Linked DNA regions of Homo sapiens: region 2 is linked to region 1. The links are chromatin loops, found by intact Hi-C in ENCODE. Cell type or tissue: endothelial cell of umbilical vein. All regions are shown on one strand.

Region 1 (5,000 bases):
GTAGTGTCGGGAGGTGAGACCTAATAAAAGGTGTTTGGGTCATGAGGGCACAACTCTTATGAACGGATTAATGTCATTATCATGGGAGTGGGTTTATTATCATAGGAGTGGGTTGCTTCTAAAAGGATTAGTTTGGCCTCCTCTTGTTCTCTCTCTCAAACTCTGTTTGCCCTTCCATTTTCCATCACGGAATGATGAAGCAAGAGCCCTTACATGATACCAGTACCTTGTTCTTGGACTAGCCAGTCTCTAGAGCCGTAAATCAATAAATTTCAGTTATTTATAGAGTATCCAGTCTGTGGGATTATGGCAGCACAAAATGAACTAAGGCGCAAGACTACGTCATCCATTATGACCCCATCCACATAGGTTAAAGAGAATAATCAAAGAAGAGCTGGCCAAACAAGAACTCTCTCCATTGCCATTTCTCTGAAAGTCCCAATGGCTGCATCAGACTCTGTTTTGGTTCATCATGTTCCTTTAGCAGCCTCATATAACCTGTACTCTGATAGTCAAGAATGGAGGTTCTGGATACAAGCAGGCCTGATTCAAACCCTCACTCTGCCAAGCTTAACATCTGACTGACCACGAGCACACGATTTAAGTTCTCTAAGTTTTAGTGTCTTACTCAACAAAATCCAAATAATACTGTGCAGTGTTAATAATAGGGCTGGTGTGAGGATAAAGTGAGATAATTACGGTAATGTTTGGCTTATCTTAAATGCTAAAACTGTTACTTTTAAAACATTAAGCTTTTCCTATTGTTTTCTAGCGTGTGCCTCCTCCACAGAGAAGAGCCAGAATAGTAAGTAGACACATTTTGACCAGATGGTCTAGGAGAGAACACTTGGATTCACCAGAGAAGAGATGGGAAGCACTGGAAGTACATAAGGACAGGGTTCAAGGCAGCTTGCCCCGCTGGGAACTGGCTGAGACCTAAGAGTGGCTCCTGGACACAGGGAAACAGCAAGAGAGAAATACCCAGGGCTCTGAAACAGGCTTTTATGATCTTGGCTATGGGAGAAACCCTTGACCCACAAGGGCCTTGTGCCTGACATCTGGAGCTGCATAAAGATTGCACAGAGATGTTGCTCCAGAAAGGGAACCCATACAGAATCCCACACACATCCAAGCCTGGAGCAGCCTCAGCTGGGAGCCATTTTGAGAACCCAGATGCCAGAGATTTATGGACATGGCTGCAGCCACTGCAGTGCTACAAGGAAGGACAGGGGAAAACAGGCTCGCTCATTCACGCTTGGGAGAGTATTGCTGCTCTGCCAGGAGCTGCTCTTGAGACTGAGATGTGAGTGGACCACACTCCCCACAGCTTCTTGCTCAAGCTGCTTGCCCAGGTGGTATCCTACCCTCCCTGGCCCAAGGCTCAAGGTACCATTTTGGGAGTTTAACTCTAGGCTGCACCCTGCCTTTGGCCTAAGCTTTGATGTAGCTGCAGCCACTGCCCAGCCAAGGAGGGAGCGGGAGACCAGGCCATCCCATGCACATCTAGGACAATACCCACTGCTCTGCAACACACTGCTGTCAGACTGAGATACAAACCACACTCTCCACAGCTTTTTGCCCACATTGCTTGCTTGAGAGGGGTCCCACCCTCTGTAGTTACAAGCCCACAGCTGGCAACATTTTGAGAGTTCAGAGGCACTGTTTGGTGACATGGCATTGTAGTCTGGGGCCAGAGATTGGAGTGCTTCCTCTGGAATTGGGGGAGAGTCCCCACAGCCAGAATTGAGCAGTGAGTGTGGAGAGTGCCTCAGCAGTAGGTGATGGAATTAAGCACTCTCCCATCACAGGACTGGAGAGTGATGGAAGTTGCTGAAGCTGAAGTTTCTCCTGGGCAGCCAGACTTGCAACCAGGGACAGCTTTGCAACCTGGAACCATTCTGTATGTGTCATTACTGGATGCCCCAGCTGGTTCCCTTGGTCAGTTGGGGGACAGTACCCCACTAGCTCTGAGGAGTGGAAGGGAGGTAGACTCTACTCCCCTGGAAATCTACCCCTCAACATGGATCATCCTTAAGGGACCAGGTAGCACAGCCCGCCAAAGCCCAGTTTGAGTAAAAGGAAATGCAAACATGGCGCTGGCCACTGAAGGGGGCACCACCAAAGGGCAGGAACGAATGTGGAGAAGGGGAATTCTTTCAACCCCCCCAACACCCTCCTCGGTGCACGGTCATGGACTCAGCAGCGACTCTTCCTGTGGAGACCCAAGGAGTGTGGGCTAAGAGTCCACTTCTCCAAGGGCTTCTTCAGCGGCTCCACCCACAATGAAGGTGAATGCGCCCTAGGGGACGGTGTTTTTTGTGCGCCATTGCCTCTGCCTTGCCTCAACCTGCTGGCGCCATCTCCTGGAAGCAGCCTAAATTACACCAACAAATGAAATTAGATTGCTGCAACAAGCAATGTCTGAGAAAGCCACTGCACCAACCTAACTTCGACCATGGAACCCGTACAGAGCCTTGGCACATTGAAAGCATCCGGAAATAAAGCCAAATGATCATACACATTATATACCGCAGTCATACCCCCAAGGGAGAAAAGAATAAGACATCAAGAAGCCTCATCCTAACAATAGCAAATTAAAAAAAAAAATGCATCAGCTCTCTGAGATAAGAAGGAACCAGCACAAGAACTCCAGCAATACAAAAAGCCAGAGTGTTTAATCACCTCCAAAGGATCCCATTAACTCCTAAGCAATGTATCATAACCAGAGTCAAATGTTTGAAATGACAGATATAGAATTCAGAATATGAATGGCAAAGAAACTCAACAAGATCCAAGAGAAATCCAACACAAAGAAGCCAGAAAAACGACCCAAGATTTGAAAGGACAACATAATTACATTAGGAAAGAACCACACGGAATGTCTGGAATTTAAAAATTCACTTTAAGAATTCAAAATATGATCATAAACCTTAACAAATGACTAGACCAAGCAGAAGAAAAAAATTCAGAGCTCAAGGATTGGTCCTATGAATTGCCTCAGTTAAAAACACAAAAACTAAAGAAAAAAGAATAAATAAAATGAACAAAGCCTTTGAGAAATATAGGATTATATTAAGTGACCAAATCTATGACTTATTGGCATTCCTGAGACAGAAGAAAAGAAGATAAGCAACTTAGAAAACATATCTGAAGATATAAATCAGGAAAATTTTCCCAATCTTGCTAGAGGGGTTGACATACAGCTAGAAGAAATCTGGGGAACTCCTATGAGATACTGTATAAGACAATGATCCTCAAAGCACTTAGTCATCAGACTATCCAAGGTCAATGCGAAAGAAAAAACTGTAAATGAAGCAAGAGAAAAGGGTCATATCACCTATAAAGGAAAATTCATCAGACTAACAGTGGATTTATCAGCAGAAATCTTACAAGCCAGAAGAGATGGGGGCCCATTTTCAGCTTTTTTTTTTTTTTTGAGATGGTGTCTTGCTCTGTTGCCCAGGCTGGAGTGCAGTGGCACGATCTCGGCTCACTGCAACCTCCGCCTTCCAGGTTCAAGCGATTCTCCTGCCTCAGCCTCCCGAGTAGCTGGGACTACAGGTGCATGCCACCACACCCGGCTAATTTTTTGTATTTTTGGTAGAGATGAGGTTTCACCGTGTTAGCCAGGATGGTCTCAATCTCCTGACCTCGTGATCCACACCCTTTGGCCTCCCAAAGTTTTGGGATTACAAGAGTGAGCCACCGCGCCCAGCCTCAGCATTCTTAAAGAAAAAAATGCTAGCCAAGAATTTCATATCCTAACAAACTATGTTTCATAACTGAAGGGAAAATAAAATCTTTCCAAAACAAGCAATTACTAAGGGAATTCATCACCACCAGACCAGCCTTACAAGTGATACTTAAGGGAGTTGTAAACATGGAAACAAAATAATGGTACTTGCTATCATAAAAGCACATGCAAGCACAGAACCCACAAAGCCCAAAAGCAACTCTATAGTTGAGACTACAGAACAACTAGCTAACAAGTTGTTACAAAACTACACATGTCCATATTAATCTAAAAAGTAAATGACCTAAATGCTCCACTTAAAAGACATAGAGTGGCAAATTGGATTTTAAAAAGCAAGACTCATTCTTCTGCTGTCTTCAAGAGACCCATGTCACATGTAGTGGAACCCACAGGCTCAAAGTAAATGGATGGCAACAGATTTATCACAACAAATTCAAAACAATAAAGAGGAGGGGCCACTAATCTTATAGCAGATAAAATAGACTTTAAACCAACAATAGAAACAAAAAAAAGGACAAAGGGGGCATTATGTAATAATCAAGGGTTCAACTCAACAAGAAGACTTAACTACGTAAATATATATTCAACTAACGTTGGAGCACCCATAAAACAATTACTTCTAGACCTAACAAAAGACTTTAACAGACAGTAATGGGGGACTTCAAAACCCTACTGATAACATTAGACAGATGATTGCAGCAGGAAACCAACAAAGAAATTCTAGTCTTAAATTCAATACTTGACCCATTAGACCTGATAGACATCTACAGAATACTCCACCCAATAACTACAGAATGTACATTCTTCTCATCTACACATGGAACATATTCTAGGATTAAACACATGCTCAATCACAAAGTGAGTCTTAATAAATTAAAAAAATCTGAAATCATGCCAAGCATCGTCTGTGATCACAGTGAACAAAAATGGAAATCAATACCAAAAGGAATTCTAAAAAACCACACAAATACATGGAAACTAAACAACTTGGTCCTAAATGACTTTTGAGTAAACAAAAAAATTAAGGGAGAAATAAATTCGCTGAAAAAAAAATGAAAATAGACACACAACATACCAAAACCTGTGGGATATGGCAAAAACTGTGCTAAGAGAAAAGTTTATATTGTTATATGTCCACATAAAGAAGATAGAAACATCTCAAACTGATGATCTAACATCACATCTAGAGGAAGTAGAAAAACAAGAACTCAACCTAAAGCTAGCAAAAGAAAAGAAATAACTAAAA
Region 2 (5,000 bases), 110 kb before region 1:
CATTTCAACTTTCTTTCTTTATACTGAATATTCCTCTGCTTAAGACATATTCTGAAAATACCATATTTAGAGCCTATGTCCCATAATAAATAGTGTCCAAACTTCCTAATGAAATAGGCTATACTTACTGTTTTTGCAATTTCTAAGTCACTAATTTTGTATTCATCAAACAAGTGTGGCAATTGTTGTCACTTTTCTTAGAAAATAACCAATAAACCATTAAATCCAATGATCACTTTTCTTATTTCCTATTTCTTATTTCTCCTTTTTCCCAAATTTCTGTGAGAACACTCATATTTGTTTTCCTTATATCTGTCTACCCAATATTTTATTTCCCAATGTGGGTTTCTTTTCCTTTGACTATGCTTGTATATAAGCGCCCCTACGGTAATATTCTATCTTTCGACATTGCCTTTTCTCATCCTATGTATTCTTGCAGAGAAATCTCATCCACACACATGGCTTCAATTAGTTCCTAAATGCTGTTGAACTTCTAATGTATACATCTAATCTAGAATTCATTCCTGAACTCTAGATACCTATATCCACTCTCTGCTGCCTTTGCCTCTTCCAGATGCTCTTCGAATTGCTAAAGTCAAAATCCTAGAATGACTGTTTATTCATTGCACTAATGTTCTCCTTTATTTTATACCTTGACTTTCATGTTATTCAGATTTAGATCTTGGCCTTTGTATCTTTCTTTTTCCCATCCAATTCCTACTTTCAATTACTATATGGAGGTGTAATAGTCTTTCCTTTAATGGGTGCCTCATGTGTTCTGGTAGTGTGGAGACCATGATGGCACATATGTGTGTGTTGAGGATGGGAAAATAGAGAGCATATAATACTGATTCTATGCCTGTGGAAGTAACTATTTTCCCAGATAACTTGCTGTTACCTATTAGTGAATATTTCCCTTCTATCACCTTTTATAATCGTATAATTGATTTAAATAATTTTCATGGGGCTAGAGCCAATATAGGCAGTTAATTAGTTTTAGTTATGATGTCACCAAATATGTGACAGGCAATCATTTAATTCTTTCAACAACCATGAAATATAAGTTAAGGTCACTGTCTTAAAGATTAAAAGAAACAGACTCAGGTTAGTTAGCTTTACTAACAGCAAATAAGATTCAAACCCAGGTATCTGGATTCTAGATAGTGGATCTGTTTTCTCTCCACTAGAGCATATAGCTTATTTATAAACTTAGAAAACAAAAATGCTGTAAGCAACGGTTTTGTTCATTAATGTATTTGACCATTTGCACCATTATGAGAAAGGCACAGTCACTTAATTCAAAAATCTTAATCTACATTATCAGATAAATGTCAACATCTGTAAATATTGCTCAGAATCACCTTTTAGTACAAACCTTGGAGCAATGGTACTATAAACTCTGTGATACTATGATTTTTAAGGAGACAATCCTCAAGTAAATCTTTTATTTGGGGATATGTCAGACTCACTCTAGAAAGATTAATGATTTTTTCACTGTAGCTGTACAAGAGTATTACCTAAGATTGGATATAATTAAACTGTGGAGCCCCTTTCAGATTAACAAGTATCTTAAATATTTCTGAAATCAGCAGATTTCCTGAAAAGAGATAAGATGGCTATTTGGAGAAAAGACAAAAATTAAAACAGCATTTTAACATAGAATTGAAAAATTCAAAGCTAGAAAATATATTTTATAACGTGTTTGCAAACAGACTCATTAACTTATAAATTTGAAGTATTTTGTTTACTGAAACAAAATAACCAAGCAATTATTATAATCTGAAATCAGAAGAAATGCTTTCTTTTTTTTGTGGCAGATTATTAGTATGTGTGTGTCCCTCTAACATTCTTAGCAAATTAATAGCATGTATTGTTGGAGTGAATTGTTTAGTTTACGTCTAAAAGCAAATAGTTATTGTAAAATAAATTTCAGCTTGATGTAGATAGAGTATTTCATAGTGCTTTGGGGGAGCTGGTACAGCTATTTCTCCAACAAAGATTTAGCATTTTACAAATTGAATTAGAGACACATTTAACCTGCTATGAAGGAAAGATGCTCTTGATGGCAGTAGAATTCTTGTCATAGACTTTCCAAGTACATGGCATTATTTCAATTTCTGGTTTTTATCGTGCATACCTCTGCTGTGTGGGCAGCCTACCAACACCTATAAAATTAGTATCTGTTAGGAGAACATCTTGATTTAAGCTTCACTTTAAAGCACTAACAATTGATAAACATCAATTGTGCAAAGCAATGTCAGCATGTCTTTATATTAATAATGTTGAAAGAATGGCATTCGCATTTTCACTTCTGAGTGTACTCACTCCAAGCCCACCCTCACACATGGAATTCCTCTAAATAAACTCTGTGCTGGTAATCATCTGACTCATTAGCAAGTGTTTCTTCCTGCCTGAAACTAAGTGGGTGCAATGGAGGATAGATTAATCTTTAAATCCTGTGGAATACACGTCTGCTCTCTTTGCTTTCTTTTTATGTCAGTAGCATAATTAAAAATAAAAATGTCTTGCTATGTCAGTAGAGACAAGCTGGTTAATACATTTGAAAATAAATATAATCATCCAATAATAATCATACTAATGCAATATTTCAATATTCATATAGAATTTATGTTTCAAATAGAAGAAAATCTACCTAGAAACTCAGCAAAGTTCCTTACATTTTTATCTTTCTGTCTGCCTAGAATTCTTCTTCCCCCTTGAAACTATGTTGTTTTTCACTATTTTTATTATACCTCCTCAGGCAACCTGAGACCACACTTAGTTATCTCTCCTCTGAACTTGTACTTTGAAAAATATGTCACACATTTGGTGCTTGTTTAAATATAGGCTTATAACAATTTTATATTTTTAATTTTTATAAATTACTAAATTTATACAAATTTTCATGTATTTGGATTAGATCTCCAACTAAATTGTTATTTCCTTGAAGGTGGTGTTTGTGCCTTGTTATTAGCATGTTTAGCATTGAACTTCTTTACATGGTTTGTCTTCAAGAGTTCTTTGGAACTTTATATTTGAAATAATAATGATATATTTTAATCAAATGACATTATCATAATATCAATTATCAAAATATTAGGTCAGTAGGCACTACTATATGATGCCCTCCATTTTGTAATGTCACTTACTCAACAAGATTATCGCTCTTCCCTGACTCTCATACCCACATGACTCTGTACATTCCTTAATCTATCCCAAACCCTCTTTTCACAAATATTTCCACTAGTGTCTCTGAACCTCATTTTATTCTGATCAGCAAAACTCCACATCATAAATCTGTATATCTTAAATCTTTAAGATGTTCCCTTCATCTTATTACTCTGTCTGAAACCTTGCTTTCCCCTGAGAGCACTGCTTCCGTTGCAGCTTCCTTCTCTACTGGCTCTAGTATTTCATAAACTCATTGTTTGTACCATGGATCTAGAGCGGGCCCACTCCTCGTTCCTATATAACACTTCCAAACTTTCTTTCTCCTTGCTAATGCACTTGCTTTGTCCTTAATGACCTTCCATCATTCTCCCTAATGACCTCCTCCACCCAACCTAAACCAAACAGGCTCTTCCCAATGTCAATTCGAATTGCTTTGGCCCTAAACCTTAGAGCTATTTTCAATTTTCTCCTGTTCTCTCCTAATTCCACATCAAGTACTATTGGTTTTACCCGCAAAATATATTCAGAGACTGATGTCAGCAAGATAGAAAAATATGAATTTCCAGCTCTCATGCTCTTACAAAAACATCAATTTGAACAATCATCCACCCATAAAAATACCTTCACAAGAGCTAAGGAATCCAGGTGAGAGATTACGGCACTTAAGAGGAATGCAGAAATAAGAAAAATGCAGTGAAGAGGATAGAAAGGATACTTTTACATTACATGTGTTACCCCTTTCTCACATCTGCACAGTAAAGTATGGAGAGAGATACCCTATGTACAGAGAAAGGAAAGTGAATTAAGCATTCAACTTTACCACAGACCTCAGCACCAGGCAAGCCCCAGTGAACCACTTCACCAGACCAGCCCTCACAGACTCAAGTTCCAGGCCAGCTCACAAGGTCTCAGACTCCAAGCCCGCTACTGAAGATCCAGGCTTCAGGTATCCCCCAGTATAAGCAGGCCCCTGTAGCCCCAGGTTCCAGGCTGGCCCCAGCAGATTCAGGCTCCAGGCCCACCTTAGCACTATGCCAGCCCCAGTGGCCCCCGGCCAGCTCTTATGGATCCAGTCTTTAGGTCCATCCCTATGGATGCAAACTCCAGGCCGTTTCCTGTGGACACAGTCATCAGGCCTAAACCATTGGACCCCAGAGACCCAGGACAGCCAGCCCTTGTGGACCCAGAATCCAGGCCCATACCTGTGGACCCATAGTTTAGGCTTGCCCCATTTATGCAGGTGCCAAACTCACCCAAGCTGATGATGGCACCAGACCTGCATCAGTTGGCCCAGGCTCCAGGCTTGCTCCTATAGACAAAGGCATTAGGCTAGCCCCTGTGGACACAGTAGCCAGGCCCACATGCCTGCTGACCTTAGCACCAGGAAAGCCAGTCCAAGGACTCTAGCAGCAAGCTCACCTGCAGTCCCTGCCAGTGGGCCCACCCAGAATGTCTGGATGGGCTGACTTGTGAAAGATTTCTCTGCCAAATCCAGTGCAAAAAGACTGGAAGAGGTTCCTACTTCTTTATATGTACAAATACTAATGCTAGGTCACAGGATTATGAATAATTAGGGAAACTTAAAACCAGCAAAGGAAAAAAAAAATAAAGCACCAGTAACCAACCTTAAAGAAAAGGAAATCCAAAAACTCCCTAACAAAGAATATTAATTTACTCCTTTTTAGGGCTGAGTAGTATTCCATTGTGTATATATATTCTACAGTTTCTTTACCCACTAGTTGATTGATGGGCATTTGTGTGTTCCACATTTTTGCAATTGTGAATTGTGCTGCTATAAACATGATGTGCAAGTGTCTTTTTCGTATAAT

The links. A loop is a pair of places that touch in the nucleus more often than their neighbours do. Peaks named below come from ENCODE experiments on the same cell type or tissue, not always from the same donor. Only the 100,000 strongest peaks of a DNase experiment are listed, where the experiment ranks them.
Region 2: a loop joins it to region 1, with 13 times the contacts of the local background. A loop is called at or near these places in 3 of 110 quality-filtered maps.

Annotation. Positions count from the first base shown.
Region 1 is chrX:25,966,834-25,971,833 of GRCh38, forward strand. No RefSeq gene overlaps it. Among named protein-coding and RNA genes, the nearest start is that of MAGEB18, 170 kb to the right of the region's middle. In endothelial cell of umbilical vein, a CTCF peak has its summit at 2,365 (motif pointing left); no DNase peak of the experiment used is centred here.
Region 2 is chrX:25,856,317-25,861,316 of GRCh38, forward strand. All of the region lies in intron 1 of LOC107985707 (a long non-coding RNA gene), which reads left to right. Among named protein-coding and RNA genes, the nearest start is that of MAGEB18, 280 kb to the right of the region's middle. In endothelial cell of umbilical vein, a CTCF peak has its summit at 2,046; a DNase peak (open chromatin) is centred at 2,255; H3K27ac peaks cover 1,032 bases.